Linked DNA regions of Mus musculus: all the other regions are linked to region 2. A link is a loop called in an ENCODE intact Hi-C map of the cell type or tissue named here. Cell type or tissue: heart. All regions are shown on one strand. Region 1 has its middle 19 kb from the start of AV064505. Region 2 holds the start of Tmem123 (transmembrane protein 123). Region 3 holds the start of Birc3 (baculoviral IAP repeat-containing 3). Region 4 holds the start of Birc2 (baculoviral IAP repeat-containing 2). Region 5 overlaps Yap1 (yes-associated protein 1).

Region 1 (5,000 bases), 49 kb before region 2:
GGGGTGGACACACTCACTCAGGAAGTGGCGGAGAAGGTGGATCAGCACATAAGCTCTTTCCTTGGAACTCTTTGCATCTGAGCTACCCATTGGAAGATGCTGCCACTTTGAGGGTGGGTCTTCTCCACTTAGTTAAACTTCTCTAGAAATGGCTTCACAAATGTTTCCAGAGCAGTGTCTCCTAGGTGACCCGACATGGCCCCTTCAGGTTTGTCACTGCCATTTGTGCCTCCTCATTAGCTTCATGTACCACTATTGCCTTTCAGAAAAGTAGAGCCCACAGATATGTGACAAGGACCAGATCAAGTGACTGAGTGAGGCACAGAGAGTCCATTGCTCCTTCTGTGCCCAGCGTGACACTAAGCACAGCTGCCCTGCTGGTGCTGTTATTAATGCATAAGTAACATATATTAACAGAAAAAAAAACAATTATGCGGAAACTTCTGTTTAAATACTGCTCACATCCTACCGTCTAAGGAAACCCTAGAATTCCTCAATTTTTCCTTCAATTTGGGCCACCCCTTTTTTTGTTTTACTTTATTGTATTATGTTACTTTTTTAAAAGATTTGTTTATTTATATGAGTACACTGCAGCTGTCTTCAGGCACACACCAGAAGAGAGCATCAGATCCCATTACAGATGCTGTGAGCCACCGCGTGGTTGTGGGATTTGAACTCAGAACCTCTGGCAGAGCAGTCAGCGCTCCTAACTGCTGAGCCTTCTCACCACGCCTTATGTTACTTTTTGAGATAAGGTCTTACTATGTATTCTAGACTGATCTCAAATTCATTAGGTAATCCATGCTGGCCCAAAACTCATAATCTTCCTGCCTCCGTGCTAAAGTTTCAGATTTGCACACTCAAGCTTTGCTTACTCTTTTTCCCCCAGTGCCAGGTTGACCCAAGGACCCGAAGCATGCTAGGCAAGCACGTTACCACTGAGCTACATCGCCAGTGCCTATCCTTTGTGATAATTTCTTCATTTTATAAAGTAGAACAAGTGATCCTTCCCTTTTCAAAATTTGATGACCAATTAATCATAAAATGTGGTTGGTGGGTGTAAGAACGTGGCACCAAGACACACACACACAAATAAAAAGTAATGCAAATTTTGAAGAGATTTGGGGGAAAACACCTCTGAAGAGGGGGAAACAGTAAGTAGAGAGAATCCTGGGGAATCAAACTCAGGCCACCAGTCTTGGTGGCAAGCATCTTTATCCCTGTGCCATCCAGCTAGCCCTCCCCCAAGATCCATTGCATGTGTAATCCTATCTTGGTGTCCTCTTTAGAAGACCAGCTGACACCAGGATTGTCCAGTTTTCTATTCTTGTATGAAAATGACCCTCAAGCATGAGTCCCACCCAAGAACAACCATGTATTAGTTCCCAAGATTCTGAGACTTAGGGGCTCCTGTGTGACCCAGCTGTAGAGTGACGTAGATGGGTTTGGAAGATTTGCAAACCTCACTTATGTATCTGTTGTGCAAGAATTGAGACTACAAAGCTGGGTGCAGCTGGGACTATCAACCCAACCATAGTGTCTCTGGCATGCAGGCCTTTTGTTTTTCTTCTTAATATGTTTGAATGTTTTCCCTGAATGTACTTATATGCACTATGTGTGTATCTGGTATCCATGGAGATAGAGAGCATCAGATCACATGAAACTGAAGTTAGAGATGGTTATGAGCCAGCATGTAAGTGCTAGGAATTGAACAAAGGTGCTCTAACCCCTGGACCATCTCTCCCAGCATCCAGGACTTAATCTGAATATCTCTTCAGATGTGCCTTTGCCTTCATACAGCACCATTCCTGCCATACTCTGATGTAAAAGAAGCAAAAGACACATTCAGAATATAAATAAATACATACATACATACATACATACATACATGCATGCATGCATGCATACATACATGCATACATACATACATGCATACATACATACATACATACATAAAGGTGGTCAACCAATTAGTTTGAAGCCAGAAGAGCCAAAAAATTCAGAGTGATACTCTAAATAGCCACACGGGGTCACCCTTCCACTTATGAAAACACCTGCCATTTAAACCAATTCTAACCAAAAGCATACTAACTACAACAAACATGCCAGACAGACCCCACCTGGTGCCTCCTAGTTTCTACCCTCATTTGTCATAGTAGCCCAACTCTCAATGACCAAAAAGGACAGGGATTTGGTACTGATGAGACGTTCTAATGAGTCAGTCCCCAAACTACAGCCCTTGTGAAGGGAGGTAGAGCAATTTTGTTGTTGGCACATTTTTTTATTTTTCTACAAATGCAGAAGGTGTCATGAGAAGTGACCCCCGACCACATATTTGCTGATCATTTGAAGCCTGTGAAAGAGCAACTCTTCTATTTCCTAGTGAGCATAAGGACAAAGGAGACAGGCCCTCTGGCCCACTTCCTCCTAAGGGTCAGCTGTGGTCTGCTGCTGCCTTCTGAAGCTTTCATCGGTGAGGAAAAAACAAGGAATTATTGACTGCTGTTGTGTAGGACTATTCTCCCAGAGAAACTGCCAGTATCTTCAGGAGTCCAGGTGAGCCTCTTACAGGGCAACCATCACAGCTGTGCTGACTGCTGACAGTGCCCTTGTAGAAGGAGGAGATGGAAAGTGCCATGGGACCCTTACCTGTTCACCCCTCCCTACTAGTTGTGTGCACATGGCCCCAGTGTGGAGGAGGAATAGTATACAGGAAAGGAAGCTCTGGGTAGAGGACTCCCTCTGCCTCAACATGGGGTGTCATCCTCCATGCTGGAGAGAGACAGTCCACCAGAGCTGTGTAGGCCACCAGAGCTCCTACCTGCACCGCTCTCATGGGTCTGTAGGGTTCCCCAAATGAACTTTAGTGGACTCACACGCCAGCCTATTGGTCCTCAGGAAGGGGGGGGGGGGGGTGGGATATTGTTTACATCTCCCACAGGAAAAGAATTTTAGGAACAGCTGTGACTGTAACTTGATGGTAAAGTATTTGCCTATAATATGAGGTCATGGGTTTGATTCCCAGTATAAAAGGGAGTCGGTGGGGGGTAATAATAAAGGCCAGTGAGTTATGTGTTAAAGAAACAGTGCAGCTAGAAGTGCAAGTCCTAAGGTTGATTCTCCCACAGAGAATGCGAGTCTTGTTTGATTGTTTTTGTTTGTTCATAGAGGGTCTCACTGTATATCCTTGGCTGACCTGGAACTGACTCTGTAGGTCAAGTTAGCCTTAAACTCACAGAGATCTGCCTACCTCTGCCTGTTGGAATTAAAGATGTGAACCAGCACACCTGGTTTACAGTAGTCTTATAAATCTGGAGTGTCCTTTGCCAAGTCATCTGCACAAGAATTATTCAGTTTAGGCCTGGTGATGAAAAAAGACTCACCATCCCAGGCATTGATGGTGGCAAGAGACAAGTTTGGAGTGTGGAATGTCTGATGTGTATTGAAGCAGTGTCTTGTATAGCCCAGGCTGGCCTCAAACTCATTGTGAAACAAGGACCTTGAATCCCTCTTTCTCAACTTCCTGGGTTCTGTTATCACCATACATGGTTGACAAGGTACTGGAGATGCAACATGCTAGACAAAAATTTCACCAACATACCCAATTCTCTCAGTTCAAATTTCTTGATAGCAAAACACAGTAACATCTTTTAACCTAAGGAAGAAGTGAAATTTCTTAGAAAATATACCATTTCTTAGTAAATGTTCACAGAATCAGAGAGAAGGTCAGAAACGCAGGTTTAGAATATGAACTATTGTTGTGGGATTCTTGTGTGGGCAACACTGCCCAATAGGGAATCCCCATTTACAGCCTACTAGATCCAGAGTCCCAAAAAGAATTTTATGTCTGTGTTAAGATCACATATGAATGAGGAACATGTGTAAAAAGTGCGTGCCTGAGTGTCAGCCTGAGAATTCTCATGAGAAGCCTAATGTAGAGGAGCATGTCTGTAACCCAGCCCTTCCATGGCAAGACATGAAGGGTAGACAGGAGGAATGTTAGTCAAGTATGGAAAGGCATCCTCTGATTTCTGCATGCATGTCCACACTAACATATATACACACCGAATAAATCGTGTTTTAAAAGAGATCACATTTGTCTTCCCCCCTTACCCTTTGGGGACAGCTAAAGCTGCAGGTAACATTAAACCTTAATATAACCATGTTTTCACACACACACACACTCACACACACACTCTCTCACACACACACACACTCACACACACACACACACACACACACACTCTCACACACACACACACTCACACACACACACACTCTCTCACACACACACACTCACACACACACACTCACACACACACACACACTCTCACACACACACACACTCACAAACACTCACACACACTCACACACACACACTCACACACACACACACTCACTCACACACTCACACACACACACACACTCACACTCACACTCACACACAGCCACAGTACCATTAAGTCTGAAAGCTAGCCTCAGTAAGATAGTAACAGACTGAGGGTATGACTGCATAGACAAACTGGCTTCCAGAGTGTTTGAAGTCCTATATTTGATCCTCAGAACCATTTTTTAAAAATGAAGAAGTTAGGGTTAAAGAGATAGATAGCTTGACAGTTAAGAGCACATATAGCTTTTGCAAAGAGGCAAGTTGGATTCTGAACACCCACATCAGAGGCTTACAATTGCCTAAAACTCCACTCCAAGGAGATCTGACTCTTATGGAATCCACAGATTTACACACACACACACACACACACACACAGAGAGAGAGAGAGAGAGAGAGAGAGAGAGAGAGAGAGATGCATTATTAAAATTATTTTTTAAAGTGCAGTAATTCCTAAATTAGAAAGATTGTAACAAAATGTTGTAATAAGTCATTGAACTTAGACATTCTTTCTTTCCAGAATTTACCGTTGATATTTTTAGGACACATTTAGCTACAACAAAGTGAAAACTCAAAGAGCAGGTTTTATCCATTATCTTATCTTTCAGAGAAT
Region 2 (5,000 bases):
CACGAGTCTTATAAATTTAGACCAATCAAAGAATTTTATTGTTTATAGCTATAGTTATAAAAAAGCATTTGTCATTTGCTAAACACAATAATCACGATTGCAGAGAATTTTCTAGGAAAAAACCAACTATCAGCTTTTTTGCCTTAAAACTAAGAAGCTGCAGACTCCCTTTCTTTAAAAGCAGTTTTTCCAGCAGTGGCTCCCCTGCTCTGCTTGATTCTTGGCTAAAGTGTGAGCCACTCTTGGGCTTTGCTGAACGAGCAGATAAAGTCTTAATCATTTTTATTTTCCAACATGAAACACAGAACATTGTCATTCAGACAACGAAACAAAACACACATGAATTGACACGTAAACAGATTTGGTGCACCAGACATTAGATAACACAAAGAGGGCAGAGAACTTCTGCCGCAGGGGCCGGAGAGAAAAAAGCAGGGCGTCCCCCGATTTTCTCTCTGTCTCTGGAAGAATTTCAAAATTAATTTTCCTTTATTTTATTTTATTATCTTAAACCCTATTCCTCTAGCTTGATGCAGTTCTCGACTGCAGACAACCGCCTGTTTTATTATTTTAAACCCTATTCCTCTCGCCTGAAGCAGCTTTTGAAAGCTGTGGACAACCGCCTGTTTTGTAGTTTCTAGTCCTTCGCTGCCGAACCATAAGTGGACCCAGCACCAGGTCAGCACTGTTCCAAACTTAGCCCGTAACCTGTCGCACCTCCAGCAACACTTTAAAAAATGAAGTTTAAAACCAGCGCTAGCATAAATACCTGTTGCTCACCGTGCCTGATATGATCTTCTGATTCTTTCCTTCTCGTGGAGCTCCACACAAGACAGCGATTCCCTCAGTGTTTCCCCGCCACTCCCATGTCCCTGGTTCGGACGCCAATCTGTTGTAAGCCGGCCCGGGGCCTACATGAACCGGGCACACCTGGGAGGCAGGCTGGGGCTGAAAGAGACTTATACTGTGAGAGAAATTAATGGAGACCAAGACACGTTTCTGTTCAAGGCCCGCGAGTTTACTAAGAGACTGTGCATATAAGGGGGAAGGCCCTGCCAGTTCACTCTTGGTGCCTGGAGCCGTTCAGTCAGCACTTTGTCGCCAGGCTGTTGCTTATTCAGGAATCTCTCAGGAAGACAGGTTCAGCCTCTCAGCAGGTAGCAGAAGAGCAGGGCAGTTGTCACTTCAAAAGAAGCCAAGTCGGAAAGATGCACCGCAGGTGGCCCCACCTCAGTGGCGACAAGGTTTGTACCAGCCAGCTTCAGGCTGGGGGAGGCTACAATTGTACACTGCGAATAGTCATAGAAATTCCAGCAAGGAGAAGTTTCATGCTTTATTTTGTTCATTTTGGACATGTTTGCTTGTTTTATCGACTGGTTGGTTTATTGAGTTAGGGTCTGATATAGTTCAGGCTGTCCTCAAACTTGCTATAAAGCTAAAGATGACCACGAATTCCAATCCTCCTTCAGCCGCCCAAGTGATAGAGTTAAGGGACTGTGCCTCCATTCCTGACCGGTTTGGTTGAGACAGGGTCTTACTATGGATGAGCTCATCTTGGAACTCGCTATATAGCTCAGATTAGCCTTGAATTTTCAGCAATCCTCCTGCCTCTGTCTCCTAAGTACTGGAATTACAGTTTTTCGCTACTACACCAGCTAGGGAACTGTGTAAACATGTAAGGTTAGATTACATCAGTATTCTTGAAACATTTCTTCTTGGGAAGTCAAAGGTAATGCCAGCAACTGACCTGGTGTCTGTTGAAGGCCCCTGGTCTCAGGCCACTTTCATGAGGCACTTATTTCACTGTTGAGATCCCTGTTCTTCTAGCTCAGTCGCTTCTCCAATACCCCGCCTCTTTAAATCACCACACTGAGCACTGGGTTCCAAAAACTGGAGTCAGGGCAAGCATTCATTCTGAATACAGAATGATCCTTCCTAGTCCATGCCTGGAAGCACTTGGCTAGATTCTTCAGAAATAGAACCATCAAATCCTAAACACACAGCTGTTTTTTAAAGCCCGTGGTAGATGCTGGTATTTTCAGGTTGGCTGGTTGCAGTTTCATATGTCTTGTAAATGTAGAGAAAACGGGCCTAATTAATCCATGATCATCACACATCTATAACAAAGAAGCTTTGTGGAAGTCGAAAAGTATTTTTCATAACAAAGTTTTAGGCTTATCTTTGAAATGCCCTGGATCAGGTGTTAGAGAGCTGCAATACCCTGTGGAAGCTGTGTCCATCTTCCACGTTAGTTGAGTGATGTGTACTAGACACATAATTTTAGAATTCTGAGTGGAATCAAAATGCAGCATTGGCCCTAGGGCTTACGAGGGATTTTGCCAAAAAACTAGACTACAACAGGCTGTTTTTGAGTCGGGACAGCGAACTCTAGAAGACAGGGATCTAGGTTATAGGTGCTAAGTTTCCAACTGGTCTGCAAACTGCACCGCCCACTCTACATGTTTTTCCAGTTGTAGAAAAAAGGAGGCACAAGTGGAGTACCAAGATCATGACGGTTACTTTGAAACTTTTTTGAGTCTGACTTTCCTTCACTCCTCTGAGAGGCTGCAATCATCCAGTCTGTGACTCCCTCTCTTACTCCGCGCCGCAACCATGCCAATCCCACCCGAAAACTTCTAAATAAAGCCTGTCTTCAGGAAGTCCTGGTAGACGACTACCCCTTGAAAGTCAGAGATAGAGCCACAGCTGTCGTAGCACTTAGTCCGGACCACGCCACTCCCAAAACCACGACCTCATCCGCCTCCGAGAGCCCCGCCTCTTATCCGCTCCTCAGTACTGTTCAGAGAGCCACGCCCCTCCCGTCTGAGGCCTGTCCCCCTTGCCCCGCCTCTGTAAGCCACGCCCTCTCCCGGCTCTCCTCTTTTCTCAGAGCCACTCCCTCTCTTGGCCCTGCAGCTCTTCCCCGCCCTGCCTCCTGTGGGCCACGCCCCTCCTGACTTTGCCGACCACGCCCTGGCCCCGCCCCAGGCCGCCTGGCCTATCCCTATTTGGTCACTGGGGGGACTGGCGGCGGCGTCTGCAGGGGAGCGGTAAGGGCGGAAGGGGACGCGGAGCGGTCGCGTGCGCGGAGAGCAGCTCTGGGCGCCGGGCGGTTGCTGCGGGCGCTCAGGGGCCCTGGGAACAATGGCGCTGTGCGCGCGGGCCGCGCTGCTGCTGGGCGTGCTGCAGGTGCTGGCGCTGCTAGGGGCGGCGCAGGACCCGACCGACGCTCAGGGTAAGTTGGCAGGCGCAGAGGAAGCGCACTGCGGCGGCCTGCCTCTCCATGTTCGGCGTCCGCGTGGAAAGTTCCACGCGTCCACGGTAGACTCCCACCCCAACCTCATTTCCCTCTTCGCCCGCGGGCCACCTGCGGAGCGAGACTCCGTCTCTCCCCTGCTTGGGGACGGCAAGCCGGCGTGGTGTGCAGAACTTGCTGAGTTTCCCTGGGATGGCCCTTCAGCCGAAGACTCAAGTTGGTCCTCTTCACTGTAGTTCTGTGGCTGGTAGCAAGACCTGTAGATTGAAATTTGTTCGCTAACTGCCGCAAAAACAGGTCTGATTGTCTACCCACACAGCTTCCTGCTGAAGGTACTCCCAGAATTCAAGTTGGATTCCAGGGCCAGTTCGGCTGAGTGGGAACCTTGGGTGTACGCGCCTTGTTCCCCTGCGCAGATGAGGCTTGTGCTCGGACTGTAGTCACTACTGCTGCATACGCAGCAGCCTTGAGGTCCCTGTGGTCCAGAGCCTACGACGTCATCATTAAGGTCATAACAAGATGATGTTGACAGCCTTCTGTGTTGGGGATTTTGTTTCTCTTCGAAACCTTGACGTTTTGAACACTTTGAGAAGAACTCTGAGTTTGTGAAAATTCTATTGTCCCTTGTCATCTACTAGAGTCCAGTCGCTAGGGAAATAGTAAACTAGGATAAGAAACTTTAAATGACCAAAGTCTTTGTGATTTTCAGCTCAGTCATCTGTTGTGTTTTTCAGTCTCATCTATGAAGGGATAACCAGTGAGTTTACTTAAGCAGATGATTTAGGCCCAACACCTGCTTTGGCTGGAATAATCTGGGTGAATTAAACAACCCTATTTCTGTTGTGCTGAATTTCACTGTGTTTTGTAGAGTCAGGATCTCTTGTATCCATGAAGCCCTAACTGGCTTTGAACTCCCTATGTGGCTGAAGATAACCTTGAACTTCTGATATGCCTAACTCTACTTCGGGGATTACAGGGCTTCTTCACTTCGATTGGTTATGTTTTATGTTTGCTCTTTTGACTTGTACCAGTGACAAACTGGAATTGCAGGACTACTTCTGAGATCAGTTAAGGAAAGAATGTTGAGACTCTGTCTTAGAGCAAATATTAGACTGCTTATGGGAGGAGGCCTTTATCCTACCCAGCTGCTTGCCTTGTGTGTACAGATTTTTTTCCTCTCACGAATTACTGATTGAAGTGGAGTGCCCTTTTCTATCTTTTGCCCTCAAAACATTTTTGTTGTTGTTGCTGTTGGACTTTCTCACTATGCTCTGATTGTGAGTGTCTCACTAGAGAGGTTAGTGCTATTTGGAAAACCTGAAATGCTCTGATGCCATGATTTCATGAACTAATAGAACCAATTCAGTTCTATAGAGATACCTTCAAACTGTGCTAAAAGAAGGTGTTGTTAAGGGAGTGTCAGGACCAGGCCTCTGGCTAATCTGAGGCACTTTTTAAGGCCAGCCAGGGCTACTTAAAGGAGACAATATCTAAAGATTTTAACAGCAAGCCAAAAAAACCAAATAACTAATATTTGTAGTCTTTATGTACAGCATGTAATTAGTCCAATTGGCATTACAATACATGGTGATTTTTAACAGTGTTCTGAAACATAGCTAATATTCCAGGTTCATTTTCTGCCATTGTTCCGCACCACCACCACTATGCTAAATTGAGGTTTGTAAATCACCCTTAGAAACCTTACCAGCCATCTCCTTTTCATAGCTGAGAAATCCTAGACTTC
Region 3 (5,000 bases), 110 kb after region 2:
CCTGCCCTAGTCCACATCAGTGTGTAGGAGCCCTCTTTCTTTCCAGTGGTTCCTTATAGATGAGCTTGGCACCCCAGTTTCTTCTCTGCTTACACTACCATGTCCAGTAGACCCAGAGACTATTGTGTGCCCCCACCCTCTGGAGCAATTAGCTGTGCCATCTTCCTCCCTCCACCTTGGACCATATCTCCTACAGAATAGGAAATAAGCTTTAACCTCTGTAGTAGCTGCAGCTACAGTGCCTAGCTGCTGTTGTGTGAGACACACAGCCCAGACTGACCTTGGACACCTGATCCTTCAGCCTCCACCTCCCAAGTGCTAAGATTACAGACCTGCACTACTAACCCCAGCAAACACTGGCATGGAAGAATTTCTTAGCACAGCTGGCTGTGCCCAGCATGTTCATGGCACTTTCATTTGTTAATTTCCCCCTATTACTGCTAACTTGACCTCGTGGCAATTTACTCCCATGCTCTGGAGTCTCACATCACAGGATTTCAAGAGAGTCAGTCCCTTTTCCACCAACAGTGTAATGTTGGGCAAGAAAACCACCAAGTGGCCAGACACGCCCCTAATCCCATTACCCTGGAGGCAGAGGTGGGTAGACGTCAGTGTTTCCTTGAGTTCAAAGCCAGCCTGTTTACTTATCCAGTTCCAGCCCAACCAGTGCTCCATAGTGAGACTAAGAAAAGCCACTCGTGCCTCAGTTTCCTAGGTGCGAAAAGGGGATAGTAATGGCACCTGCTTTTTACAACGGATGATCAGAACCTGGCTTGGGGCAGACAGAAACGACTCCAGAGATTTACCGGCTAGATTAAGAGCACTGCTGAGAAATTGAGTACAGTGACTCAGGCCTATAATCCCAGCACTGAAGGGGTTAAGGCAGGAGGATTTTTCCGAAGTTCAAAGCCCCAGTCAGCTATAGTGTGAAATGGTCTCTGACACACCCATCACTCCTTTAATCCAAGCACTTGGAAGGCAGAGGTAGGCAGATTTCTAAGTTCGAGGCCAGCCTGGTCTACAGAATGAGTTCCAGGACAGCCAGAGCTACACAGAGAAACCCTGTCTCGAAACACCCCCCCCCCCCCAAAAAAAAAGAAAGAGCTGTAGTGTTTTCCTGAGCTGGCCACCAAGAAAACAACCATGAGCTTTCCACAAGCTCATCCTTAGACGCCAGAGTTCTCACTGTGTCAAGTCTCCCAGATGCCTCCCGCAGCAGCCTAATTAAAATGCAACTTCTCGGCACCTACGCCTCACTCAGAAAGTCAGAGACCGGAAAAGACTCAGAAAGTCGAGCTCCCGCAAGCGGGGAGGGGGTGGGGGGAGGGGGGGCAGCCAGGGTCAGCGTGGCCAACCTGTAGGTCGCCCTCCCGCAGGACCACCGATGCATAGAAACGGGTTTTGCAGGTTCTCCTTCGGATCTAGTCACCCCGGTGATCCTCGAGCCACTACGGGGACCCTGGCTGGATCCCCACGCGCGCGCGTACTCACCGCAGCCCACTTCCTAGGCTCTGAACGCCAGCAATGACCTCTGATCTCCGGGGGTGGCACCCTCGCCTGGCCTGTGGGGTGTGGCTGGGTGGCGCGATACCTTTAAATCGTCCCCAGCTAGGCCTTAGCCACTGCCCCCACCCTGCCCGGCTCAGGGCTGCTCAGACCTGCGGTGCTTTCCTCCAGGGCTCCGGGGAACTCCAGGGTGAAAACCAGACGCACTTCCTCCTCACCCTTGGTGGCCACCCTGGCTGGGGATTTCCGTGGCTCTTCTGTGCGTGACTTCCTGGACCCAGCTCCTCTTCGTGTCATTTACTGAAAGTTTTTACTTGAAGGCTCTTGGCTCTTACAAAACATTGAAAACAGATGTGCAGCCTGTGAGTTCCGCCTTAAGAGGCCTATCCCCACCCCACCCTCACCGCGCTTCCCTCCTGCAGCCTCCAAGTCCTTCACTGTAAAAAAAGAGCCACAACTGTCCGGAATATAACTGCTAAGTTAAAAAAGTAAGACGTTAGGAGGAAAAAAACCCGAGTAACTCTGTAAAAGTCTCTGGTTTCACTTTTTGTTTTTATCAAGAAAGAGAGCTGAAAGGAACATTTGTTAAAAACAAACAAACAAACAAAACAAAACACGTATGGATCTCAATTTCAGGTTATTTTTATTATTTCAAAGATCAGAACTACAGCTGCGGGTAGCAGCAAATGCCTTTAATCCCAGCACTCAGAAGGCCGAGGCAGGAGGATCTCTGTGAGTTCCAGGCCAGCCTGGGCTACATAGTAAGACTTTGTTTTTTAAAAATGCTAGAACCACACTGATTCTTGTATTTGAAAGGTGTGATTGTGGGCCGGAGACGTGGCTAAGCAATTAAAAGTACTTGCTGCTCTGGTAGAGGACCAAGGTTCTGCTCCCAGCATTCACAAGATGGCTCACAGACATCTGTAACTCCAGTTCCAGGAGATCCATTGCGGCCTTCTGGCCTCTTCAGGCACTGCACCTGTATTCGCACAGGCGTGAGGCAAAACACCTGTACACATATTTAATATATAAATACGTTTTAAAAAATATTTTGAAAGGGTTAGAGAGATGGCTCAGCAGTTAAGAGCACTGACTGCTCTTCCAAAGGCCTGAGTTCAAATCCCAGCAACCACATGGCTTACAACCCTCTGTAATAAAATCTGACTCCCTCTGCTGGTGTGTCTGAAGATAGCTACAGTGCACTTACATATAATAATAAATCTTTAAAAATATGTTTTTTTAAAAGTCTGGGGTTTTTGTTTTGTTTTGTTTTTTTTGTCCTGATCTGTTTTAGTGGTTTTTTTTTTCTTGTATTTTTGTTTAGTTTTTCCTTGTCAAATTTTGTTTTATAAACAGGATGAATAAATCTAGAAAAACAAAATTCCTTCTTTTAGCTTTTTCTCTTTCAAGGGAAGGTGCTTAGCTATATCAATGTTCTTGTAAAAACTTGACTCTTGCCAGGCAGTGGTGATGCATGCCTTTAATCCCAGCACTCAGGAGGCAGAGGTAGATGGATATTTGTGAGTTCTAGGCTAGCCTGATCTACAGAGTGAGTTCCAGGACAGCCAGGCTACACAGAGAAACTTTGTCTGCTTTCCTCCATCTTCAGCCAATTAGCATCAGACTTAAGGAGACATAATCTAGCGGTGAGAAACCTGCCCTGGTCAATCTAGAGATAAAATGCCTTATTGTGGGCTCAGCTGAGAGGGACCACAGTTCCAACAGGAGCTCTAGTAGAAGAACTTCGTTTGTGATCATATAGAGATTTCCACCTACTTTCAAGCCTCTATCTGAGAGCAGAATCACACCTGTGAGAGCAACAGACTCCCTTGCAACATTTGCACAATTTTACTGTGGGCCTTTATTATTAGTAGCATTAGCATTAGCATTAGCATTAGTATTATTAAGCAAGTTGTAGAGCCAAGCCAGTGATGTGGAACTTGAGAAGCTGGAGCAGTGGACAGCCTCCAACTGAGCCTGGAACAGAGTTAGACTATGCCTGAAAATAGATAGTACTTAAGATCCATTACTTTCAGCCAGGCAGTGGTGGTGCACGCCTGTAACCCCAGCACTTGGGAGGCAGAGACAGGTGGATCTCTGAGTTCGAGGCCAGCCTGGTCTACAGAGTGAGTTCCAGGACAGCCAGGACTGCACAGAGAAACCCTGTCTCGAAAAACAAAACAAACAAAAAAACAAAACAAAACAAAAGATCCATTACTTTCTGGATAAACTCTAATGTATATGAGCAGGGACAGTATATCTCTTGTTAGATGCTTTATTCTAGCATCAACAGGGTACCTGTACATAATAGCTGCTGAGCATCTTGATATCTTGATTAATAAATTGAGCTAACCAATCTTCTGGGTTTTCTCCATTCTCGACCTGCATTTAAACCTTCAGTAGTAGCTCACTAAATAGCCATCTAAAAATATTATTAATTTATTTTCAAGTTATGTGTATTGTGTGTTGTGTGTGTGTGTGTGTGTGTGTGTGCAGGAGTGCAATGCTCACAGAGGCCAGAAAGGTCAGCAGATGCCCTAGAACTGCAGTTATGAAGGGGGGTGTGACTGCTGGGAACAGGATTCTGGTCCCCTGCAATAGCATGCTCTCTTGAGTGCTGAGCCAGTTTCCAAACCTAAATAGGCTTTCAGACAGACATTATTAAGGAAACATTTGAAGAAAGTAGAGAGATGGACATATAACCTTCATTCACTCTGTTCAGCCAGTTATCTTCTGCTGTCAGTATGAAAGCCAGGCTGAATGCTCCCAGACCCTGGCTTGACACCCCATGACACATCCCAGGTGTTTTATTAAATAATTGAAAATATTTCTCCCTCAAAGGCTGTCATGATTTCTTCCTGAGGATTTCACACCACAAAATACCATAAAAAGTCCTGTTGAACCTCACCTTCCCAATAGAACAATTTTTTAAATTTTATTTATTATTCTATGTAAGTACACTGTAGCTGTCTTTAGACACACCAGAGGAGGGCATCAGATCTCATTGTGAGTGGTTGTGAGCCACCATGTGGTTGCTGGGATCTGAACTCAGGACCTTTGGAAGAGCAGTCAGTGCTCTTACCCACTGAGCCATCTCTCCAGCCCTGCCAATAGAACAATTTTTAAAGATTTATTTATTTCATGTGTGTGAGTACACTGTCACTGTCTTCAGACACAGCAAAAGAGAGCATTAGATCCCAAGACAGACTTTTGTGGGCTACCATGTGGTTGCTGGTGTTTGAACTCAGAACCTCTGGAAGTGTAGTCAGTGCTCTTAACCACTGAGCCCTGACTATCCTAAAGCTTACTACGTAGACCAGGCTGGCCTTGGACTCACAGAGATCTGCCATCCTCTACCTCCCAAACACGAAAATAAAATTCAAAAGAAACTGTGCCATCCTGATTCCAAAGTGACAGTGTCAGGAAGAGAGTTCCTGGTTGAGGAACTTCATGGCATCCTGTAAGGAAAACATAGCCAGGGTCAGGCTTGGTGG
Region 4 (5,000 bases), 73 kb after region 2:
CCATGAGTAGTAATAGTATTTCTGACCGCTTAAACTTCCAGATGAAGTTTCTCACCACTTGACACTAGATCTCCACCACAGACACCTGACTGGATAGATTCATTGTCTTCTGCTTGGACTGGTGAATTGACACCCTCACAGGACAAATCTGTCTCACTTGCCAAGACACTAGTTAGGACTCTTTGGGGGTCACATGAACTCTTCTGGGTAACCTGAGATCTATTTACCCATAACTAACTTCTTATTACTAGTTATGAAGCCTAGGTACTAGGGCATATATTCAGGCTCTTTTCCCTTATAAGGACTTAAACATGACATCTGAACTACTCCTTTTCCTATGAAATGAAAGGAACTGAGTGAAGTCTGCAGCTGGTTTTCCTTAGAGAAGATGTCATACAGTATTCTCTAAAGTGGGTTACATCAACTGCAGCAGTCAGCTCAGGTCTATTAAGACTACAGTATTCACTGTAAAGGAACTGCGCTTAAAGCACAGACTGTTAACTCCCTCACTGTTAAATCTTCTATATCACCACCTTGACTCTGTATATATCATGTGAATACATCTGGTCAACAGACAGTATTTTGCACATAAACCTAAGACTGCATTTTATAAAGTCCGCCTGTGTTTAAGGCCCTTTCCACTATAAGTCTGTTATAATTAAGAACGAATCAATTCAAGACATGGCTTTCTTTTGTTACCTCAAATAACTAAGAATCTGTTTTAGCAAAGCTTTTCTGTTGCACTAGCCTTCTTTTTGAAAACTTCGTATTTTATATAACTAATCATACACAAGAACACACTGCAAAGCAAACCGCAGCGTCTTATAGAAATGTTCAGATGTCCATGAGTGGGCTGATTTCTAGAAAAACATAAGAGAACATGAAGACTCTTGAGGACTATCAATCTGAAAGAAAAAAAAATATTTTAGAAAACTAATTACACAGAATTGTCATCATCAATTTATTCAGTAATGTCTAAAAATGACACACTCTAGATAACAAATCTTGACTACAGCAGTTCCTCACCCAACCAGTCTACTTAGAAAGGGTCTAAATCAAAACACACCACTGCAAAAGCATTCTCAAAGTACTAGTTATGCTTGTCTTTAAAATGCATAGCTCAGTATAGTTTAAAAATTAAAACTTTGAAAACAATGGACATTTCCATTTGTCAAAAACTGGCCCCCGATTTTCAAGTTTGTTCCTTTTATATATTATTTATTTACTATTAGAAAAAAATGTACTATACTTCATGAACTTTTTTTTTTTTTAAGGGACAGGGTCTTATTCTGTAGACTAGGCTGGCTAGAAAGTCAATATAACCCAAGCTGGTTTTAAAACTTTTTGGAATTCTCTTGCTTCAGCCTTCCAAGTGCTAGGACCACACTACCACCAGGCTCTTTTCGTTTTCTGATTTAAAGATATTTTGATATGCACTTCACTGGAGACAAAAGGCACCATAAATAGTGGAAAGGTAGTCTGTAAGGCTACTGATATAGCTCCATGTTAGAGCACTTGCCTTGCAGGTAAAGAACCCTAAGTTTAATCACAAGAAAAAAATTATATATACTTTTATATTCTATTAAAACATTTAATTGAAATATATAATACAGATATAAGTACATATAAAATATATTTATACACATAAACATATGTTAAGTTATAATACAATATAAAATAAATAATATATACGATATTTTCTATTATATTAAAATATAAATATTTCCTGAGGATTCCCGAGGTATACTTGCAATTTTAATCTCAACACTTGGAAGACAGATGCGGAATGAAACGCTCCTGCCGGACAGAACATTTGAACTAGCCAGGGCTAAATTAGCCAAGATAAAGGCACCGGGAAGAGCTCATAAACGGAATCCGTGAAGGACAACCATTCCCTAACCACCACAGGTAACATCTCAAAACCAAAAAAGTACAAGTGCCGGTAAAGCAGTGGCCTGAACAAAGCTACCACTACCCGTGTGGCCTAACTACACTAGCTGTTACAACGCCAGCAAGCACCCAACCGACACGGCTCTACGCCCACTGCAGGGGGGCGACACGTAGCTTGGAGAGACAAGAATGGAGAACACCTTTCCCAGTTAAACCAAACCTCTCACACGACTACTGGGGACAAGTAGTAACTGATGTGACAACCGTCATCCCCCTGCCGCACAACTTAGTTTAAAGGCATTAAATGCCGCGGGCTTAAAGCTTAAAAACCTGCAGAAAATCTGAAGAGACAGCCGAGGTGCTGCACACCAGTAATCCCAGCACCTAGAACGATTGGAGGCAGGAGGATTGCCGCAAATTCGAGACTAGCCTGGGTTGACTGAAAAAATAAACCGAAAGGAAAAGAAAGCAAAACTGTTATACAAGTCCAAGCCCAAGGACTTAGGCAGGGAGCGGGGGTCGGGCGGCCCTGAGAACTGCCTTCCGGGCCGAAGGAGGAGTCAGCTAGCCCGCCCAGCCGTCGAGAGCCACGCTCGCCCGTCCTGACGAAGGCAGCCGCACTCACCACCGAGTCAGGCCCCCGGCGCCCTGGAAGCAGAGGCGCCTGATTGTTGATCCGCAGCCTTCCCAAAAGCCCCTGCGGCCAGCGGGCCGTTGAGGTGACGTCAGCAGACGCGCACCGCAAGTTGGAACGCGTGGAGGACGGGGTGGGGCTGTGGGCCAGTCGCGCGCGCCTGCGCCTGCGCTCGCGCCTGCGTGCTCGGGCTTTGGAAGCTAAACGTTCGGGCCGCTGGGACTCGGACGAATAAGGCTAGGCTTTCCCGAGCGTCCGTCCTTGCCCCACTGCCTCCGCTGGGCGTTCCGGACTTTGATGCCATGTGTTTTAACCTGCAGTGCACCTTTAATGGCGGCAGCCCTGAGCCGCGCCTCCTAGCTCCCTGTATTTTCCGGCCTCACCCTGCAAGGGTCCTAGACAGGCACTAAGGCAAACGTGGCGTCATAGGTAAGGCGGCTCAGGCTCGTGAGCTGGCCTCGAAACGCCTGAGTAAAGCGGAATGCACGCGTGTGCGTGTACATTAAATATAATTTGGTTTTTTTGTAAGATGGGCTTTAACATTTTTGACAAGTGGGCTCCTCTGGCAGGCCGGCATGGTGGCGCTCACCTCGAATCCTAGAAATTCAAACCCAGTTGGGGCGAGGAGGTAGTTATGCATTTTTAAATTATTATTTTTTTTAAAAAGTGCTCTTGCAGGCGACCCAAATTAAGCGCATCAGGCCATAAATTTAAAAAGTAAGGAAAAGGCTGCGGACTAGTTTGGAGGAAGGCATTGAAGGGTTAACAGTATAATGGGAGAGAGTATGATTAAAGCGCACTATATATCTGTGATGAGATTGTAGAAGAATACGTTTAAAACTGGAAAAATAACCCTGACTTCATTGTTCACTAGCAGTCTGTCTCCCCACCCCCCACCCTCTGCTGCCTTTCCCGTACCGAAAGTGCTGCAAAATCATTAGCATTCAGGGTAGGACTTTCTGATGTCCCCACCCCCACCCCCGCGGCCCTGTTTGGCTTGGATGATTTGTTATGGTTAGTTTTGCAGTTTTTTTATTTGTTTGTTTAAGAAAGGATTTTATTGTAGGGCCCAGACTAGCCGAGGATTTAGCATCCTACCTCAGCCTCCAGTGTGCTGATTAGAAATGTAGGCTACTACCAGTGAGGTTTCTACAGTTTAATTTACTTTAGACTTGAAGGTCTTAACGAATGAATCAGATCTTCTCTCCGGGGGAATTCCATGTTAAATGGGCAAATATTTTAAAAACTTAGAAGTAAAACAGACCGCTAAATTAGGCTGCCAGGGGAATTCCGGGACCCTGAACCGTTTCCCATTTTCTTTCCCGTCATTTCTGCTGCAAGTCGGTCAGTCACAGAACAGGCAGTCTTCTGGTCTAAATGCTGATAATAAAAAGAAAGTATTCATGACAGTTTCTGATACACAGAAAAGACGTGCCAAGGTTCCCAGTGACTAAACTTCCAATGGTACACATGTGCCAATGCCTTGTTCAAGTCACTACTTCTTGGAAAGTTACACAAAACATTCCTAATATGTGTGGGAATCTAGCAGGGCCTGTGCACATTGAATTCAAGAATATGTCTCTCTCAGTTCTTGTCCTGACCTACTTCAGTATTTAGGAAATTTTCAATGCCCAAAACTCAGACGTTTTAGAACTTATTACTTCTTTTATAATATATAATCTTGGAGTCCAGTTGTTTATTTTGTTGACCATTAATTCAACTAAGACTTTCCCTATTGCCCATGTAGAGTTTGGTAATTTTGAAAAATATATTTTATTATTATATAATACACATATATACATATACTGATGTGGTTATCATGACATCTTTCATTTTATATACAAAAAAGTATACAGTTCAGAGTGGAGAGATGGCTCAGTGGTTAAGAGCACTGACTGCTCTTGCAGAGGTTCTGAGTTCAATTCCCAGCAACCACATGGGGCTCACAACCATCTGCAATGGGGTCTGATGCACTCCTCTGGGGTGTCTGGAGAGAGTAATGGTGTACTCATATACATAAAATAAATAATTTTTTTAAAAAAAGTATACAGTTAAAGACACTTTTGAAGAAAAATATGATTGAAAAGACTTCTACAACATAAATTGTATAATAAAACCAGGGGCTGGAGAGATAGTAATTAGAGCACTGGCTGCTCTTACACAAGACCCTTGTTCAGTTCCTAAAATCCACATCCTAGTTCACATCTGTAACTAGAGTTCCAAAGGATTTGACACCCTCTTCTGACCTCCATGGGCACTGCATGAAAGTTAATGCGGTGCCCAATCCCATTCAAGCAAAACGCACATCCAATAACATATATAAATGAATAAAAAGCGTAAGTCTGCACATTCTTGTTCATATGCCTTTCTCTGTTTGCTAAATCTCAGAGTCCGCTCAGAATTAGCACACAGAGACACAAATTTAGTAGTATTGGTGATACACAGCATAGGTTCAGCATAATATTATACTATAACT
Region 5 (5,000 bases), 240 kb after region 2:
GCTTAAACATCCCCTAACACACACACACACACACACACATACACACGCACGCACGCACGCACGAATTAAGAAAAAGTGTCAACTACTAAAACACTACTCATTAGGCAGGGATGGTTTGTGTTGGTACGCAGCTAAGCTAAATGCTGAGCAACTCGCAAAAAATCTGAGAAAATAACCCTTTGAAATGATGGAATGAGATACTCTAGTTAATAACTTGTACATACTTTTAAAAAAGCCATTCAAAACCTTAATCCATTTAATTTATCCTTTCTATCTTACCTATTTTTTTTTGAGCAGAGTGAATTTTTTTTTTTTTAAGACAGGGTCTCTTCATGCAGCCTGGCCCCAAACTCAGACATCCACCTGTTTCCCTGTTTCTACTGGGTACGCTACGGTAGCTGGTTCCTAGCTTTTTTTTCCAAAATTGACCATTACTCTGTATTGGTGAGAGATGAGAGACAGTGAGAGACACTAAAAATGTGGCCCTGTGGAGATCAGTCAACTCTGGGGAGATGTTTCTCCTCCTACCTTGGATCTAGAAATTGAAGTCAGATCATTAGTTTGCTGAACATGGATTTTATCCGCCAAACCATCTCACTGCCTTTATCTGCACCTCCCACCACATTCTGCCCTAGGTGGCCTGGAAAGCTTGAGCAATCTCGGGCCTTATGCTTGCTGTAGCAGAACTATATATTCCCATCCTCTACAATACTGTACAACTTTCAACAAAACACAGCCCTAAGAACTTTGAATCTCAAAGACTATAAACACTAGAACTGGTTCTATTCAGAAAATCTCTCACACACACACACACACACACACACACACATCTTTTTAAAACTATTAGAGCCGGGCATGGTGGCACACGCCTTTAATCCCAGCACTCGGGAGGCAGAGGCAGGTGGATTTCTGAGTTCGAGGCCAGCCTGATCTACAAAGTTAAGTTCCAGGACAGCCAGGGCTATAGAGAAAAACCCTGTCTCAAAAAAAAAACCAAACCAAAACAAAACAAAACAAAAAAACCAAAAAAACAAAAAAAACAACAACAACAAAAAAAACAAAACAAAAAAACCTATTAGAACATTATTAAAACATTGTATATGTACAAATGTATTAAATTACTGGATCACATCTGGCACATCAAATTCCGACGCCTCCGTGGTACACAGTTTACAATATGTTCTTTATACTGGCAATGGTTACAAGGTACCAGATTCAATAAAATAGACTGAAAAGTAGAAGCACCCCTTGTAACCAAAGATATTATAGAATGCTAATTCAGGAAGTTATTCAGCAGCTTATAAAAGAAATAGGAAGTTGTTGACCAACTACTTGAAGAACTATTTCCTACAGGAAAACCTGCAGAAGTGCTGAGCTATAAAGGGAATTGATTCTTTTAAAATCAAAACTTAAGATGAAATTAGTTTCAAACAGTAAGTCATTAAGTTCAGTGGCCAAGATGTAATATCTACAAAGACTGAGCCTTTTCAGGCACAGCATCATGTCCAGAGTCTAGGTTCCTGTCCAGAATGAAGGTGCCTGAATGATAGATCCACCCCTATCATTTCCAATATAAAGTCCAAGTCTTTAGATCTCACTGACCTAGGGTGGGTTTTAACACCAATCACAGCAATTAGACAGATGGCCGTGAAACTGGAGGATGGGCCAAGTGACTTCCAAACTCATTCATCTATAGTCACAAGGCAACAATTAGCTGTTCCCTAGTCAACAATTCTCCCAGATCTCTCAAATGACATCATCTTGCCAGCTTGGACCATTTGGGGTTAGAATTCTTCCTGCCAAGTACAAATCTCAAGAAAGGCCATACTTTGTAACTTAAAAGTTAGTTCCAATAAGTACCTGAAAAGATAAAGGGAAGGGTCACTTAGTTTTCATGGCTGGAATGAGCTCAAGTTCAGAAGGTAGTCCAGCTCTTCATCCCACAGCTGGGCAGGAGTCTCCTTCTGAAATGTTATTACAGCTACTGCTTATGCATCTCTGGGTGCACATGCGTGTGAATATGGACACATCACAGCAGTCCCTTCCTTCCATCACATGGGACTTTATAAGAACCTCAAACAAAAGTAAAGTATTCTAAAAACGAAGATAGCTACTTGGCACCAAAAGCTGTTGTCTCCTACTCAGTCAGGAAGATGTTAACATGCATCCATTCGGTGCCTAACAGCTCCTTATGGCAACTACACTTAACACCAGTGAAAGCAGCTGAAAGAGAAAAAGTTCTGCTTCACATCGATTTTCCAAACCGCATACTGTTGACAAAGCAACTACCAAGACTACACTAGACATCTAATTCTCAGAGGTCTCCACGTGATCTTTATCAGATCCAGTGACTCAGTTCACCTGCTGTCAGGTCACCCCTCAGGCCAAAGCCTTCTACTTCAGAGCACAGTGTGAAAAGGCTCTGCAGAACCAAAGGCCCATTCATTTATCACAGACTTCCACTGGCAACCTCAGAAACAGTGTTTCCTCACTTCCTGCTGTGTTTGCTTCTTCTATAGAAGTCAGAGTTTAACCTACTTTACCTTCTTTCCAGCAGCCTTGAAAAAGAGTGAGGGTTGCAGAGTGGGGAGATGGAGCCAGTATGCAGTAACTACACAAATCCATCTACAAAGCAATTACTTTTTGTGGAAAGAATCATCCAAAGTTCTTAAAAGCAAGAATCTACAATGAGGCTTACTACAGCTCCAAAAAAATGACCGCTCACTCAAATAATGAAAATGTAGGGCTGGCGAGATGGCTCAATGGGTAAGAGCACTGACTGCTGGTCCTGAGTTCAAATCCCAGCAACCACATGGTGGCTCACAACCACCTGTAATGAGATCTGATGCCCTCTTCTGGTGTGTCGGAAGACAGCTACAGTGTACTTACATATAATAAATAATAAATCTTTTAAAAAAATGCAGATGTCAACAAACAAGCAATTTTAAGAAAACACAAACGAGTAAAACCAGCATAAACGCTCTTTAGCTAAACGCTCACAGCCGCAGCCACAACTGAAGGCCTGCAGGCTATTAAGCTGTTTAAAACCTCCCCAGGTCAGCATGGGACCCAGCAGGGAGGAGTTCAGCAAGCCTTTCTTTTTCTCCCTAACAACCTGGTTTGTTTCCCCTCCCTTCCCCTTCAGGACTATCTCTCACAGCCAGCCTCTCTTCCAAGTCATTTACTTCGGAGGCTGTTTAAAGCAGGACCGGTCTGGCTCCTGTGGGTCCCTGTGGATGAGTTTACCAGGCTCGTGTGTACTTCCCAGTCTCTGGCCCTTTATTGTTCTCCTTGAAACCTGATCCTTTGACATGGGTACCAGCACATCAGGAAAGGTTTTTAAAAAAGACAAAGTTACAGGGTGCAAAATAGCAACAACAACAAAACAAACAAACAAACAAACAAACAAACAAGGGTGGAGGTGGGGTCCCTTTCCAAAATCAAGATCAAATCTCTTCCAGTCCCCCTGATATCTATCCTGAGTCTGTATCCTTACATTATAAAGTAGTAATAAGCAAAGTGGGGCATCTTGTACAAGCCTTTAAGCTCAGCACTTGGGAGGCAGAGGCAGGACAATCTGAGTTTGAGACTAACCTGGTCTACAGAGCAAGTTCCAGAGAAACCCTGCCTGGAAAACCAAAATTAAACACAAAGTATCAGCAACTCACTCAAGATAATCAACTGAAAATAGAGATCCAGTCAGGGGTGGGAGAGGCTGGAGGGAGGGGTGTCACACACGAAACAAGGTTGTCACTGGGGTCCGATCCAATAACCGCTACATTTCCCATGGATAGTCAGACAAATCTGAATCAAATGAGCGCTGTTCGTCACTGCATTATCTCAACCCAGTTAACCAATTCTAATAACAATACAATAATCTTCAGTCTGTAACAACCAGTCAGGGATACTTTGTACACTCTTAATTTAAATAAGCTCTAGAAAATTAGTTTTACTTCCAATGTCAAAAGTAGAGGGGATAAAATTTAATTTTGTCCTTTTCAGATGAATGTAATTTTGCATTTTGTTGTGGAGTGGGAGTGGGCCTTAGTAACGAGGAAGTTTTGCTTACATTTTCCCAGAGCAGACACTGCTTTTGAAGGCAAAGTGTGTCACCTCATGATTGGAGGCCAAACCTGACAACTAATGTTTTCTTCACATTTTGAGGGGAAAATCTGTTAAATGACATCAAAAATATTGCTAAAGTATTTGTTGTTTCACAATTTAAGGACTGTAACGTCATCTCTTCCCTAAGTCCCTATATTCCCTTCTCTACCAATCATTTATGCTGAAAGAATGCACAAGGTCCTGGTTTAAAGCCCCCCCCCCACCACCACCACCACACACACACACACACACACACACACACAGAAACAGATGGACACAAACATGGGGGGCACACAAAAGAGATAATAGAACACATGTCTATGCCAGGTTTGGTGGTTTGTTTTGTTTTGTTTTGTGCCAGGCTAATTAGCAAATCTGGTACAAATTCAAAATGAAATTATCTCATTTTGCCACAAAAGTCTGCAAAAAGGCTCTGAACTAAGAATAAATCAGGCTTTCAAGATATGACCAACCCTAAAGAGAGAGAGTGAGAGAGACAGAGTGTGCATATGTGTGTGTGTGTATGTGTGTGTGTGTGTGTATAGAGAGAGACACACACAGAGCGAGTGAGCTGGGGTGCAGCTCAATGATAAAGTATGCTGGTTTACCATTTATAAGGCTGAGTTCCATGTTTAGCAACAGCAAAGTAATAAATAATTGAATACTGTTTTGAAAAAGACAATAAATGAATAAAGCCACTCCCACACTGCCTCTTCCCAGCGCTGTCTTCACTTACTTTAAGAAGTATCTTTGACCAGAAGATGTCTTGGCCATCTCCCAGCCTGCTGGCAGTGGTACATCATCAGGGATCTCAAAGGAGGACTGCCGGAGATGCTGAGCTGCAGGGGCAGCGGCAGGGCCAGAGACAACGCCACTGGCTGTGAGTGTCCCAGGAG

What was found. Peaks named below come from ENCODE experiments on the same cell type or tissue, not always from the same donor. Only the 100,000 strongest peaks of a DNase experiment are listed, where the experiment ranks them.
Region 1: it touches region 2 in a loop (2.1-fold over the local background); 7 of 42 quality-filtered maps call a loop at or near these places.
Region 3: it touches region 2 in a loop (4-fold over the local background); 4 of 42 quality-filtered maps call a loop at or near these places.
Region 4: a loop joins it to region 2, with 5 times the contacts of the local background. A loop is called at or near these places in 19 of 42 quality-filtered maps.
Region 5: a loop joins it to region 2, with 2.8 times the contacts of the local background. A loop is called at or near these places in 5 of 42 quality-filtered maps.

The regions. Positions count from the first base shown.
Region 1 is chr9:7,712,213-7,717,212 of GRCm38, forward strand. No RefSeq gene overlaps it. Among named protein-coding and RNA genes, the nearest start is that of AV064505, 19 kb to the left of the region's middle. In heart, a CTCF peak has its summit at 2,020 (motif pointing right); no DNase peak of the experiment used is centred here.
Region 2 is chr9:7,761,078-7,766,077 of GRCm38, forward strand. It overlaps Tmem123 (transmembrane protein 123), which reads left to right and starts at 3,000. Exons shown (of 5, transcript NM_133739.2): 1 at 3,000-3,235. The coding sequence starts at 3,145. In heart, a CTCF peak has its summit at 3,009; a DNase peak (open chromatin) is centred at 2,914; H3K4me3 peaks cover 3,192 bases; H3K27ac peaks cover 2,246 bases.
Region 3 is chr9:7,871,332-7,876,331 of GRCm38, forward strand. It overlaps Birc3 (baculoviral IAP repeat-containing 3), which reads right to left and starts at 1,839. Exons shown (of 9, transcript NM_007464.3): 1 at 1,492-1,839. In heart, a CTCF peak has its summit at 2,664 (motif pointing left); a DNase peak (open chromatin) is centred at 1,690; H3K4me3 peaks cover 1,066 bases; H3K27ac peaks cover 1,257 bases.
Region 4 is chr9:7,834,475-7,839,474 of GRCm38, forward strand. Birc2 (baculoviral IAP repeat-containing 2) reads right to left here and starts at 2,583. Exons shown (of 8, transcript NM_007465.3): 1 at 2,516-2,583; 2 at 1-905. The coding sequence starts at 4. In heart, no CTCF peak of the experiment used is centred here; DNase peaks (open chromatin) are centred at 2,117 and 2,637; H3K4me3 peaks cover 2,597 bases; H3K27ac peaks cover 2,286 bases.
Region 5 is chr9:7,996,617-8,001,616 of GRCm38, forward strand. It overlaps Yap1 (yes-associated protein 1), which reads right to left. Exons shown (of 9, transcript NM_001171147.1): 2 at 4,841-5,000. Among named protein-coding and RNA genes, the nearest start is that of Yap1, 5.5 kb to the right of the region's middle. In heart, a CTCF peak has its summit at 2,840 (motif pointing left); a DNase peak (open chromatin) is centred at 4,965; H3K4me3 peaks cover 158 bases.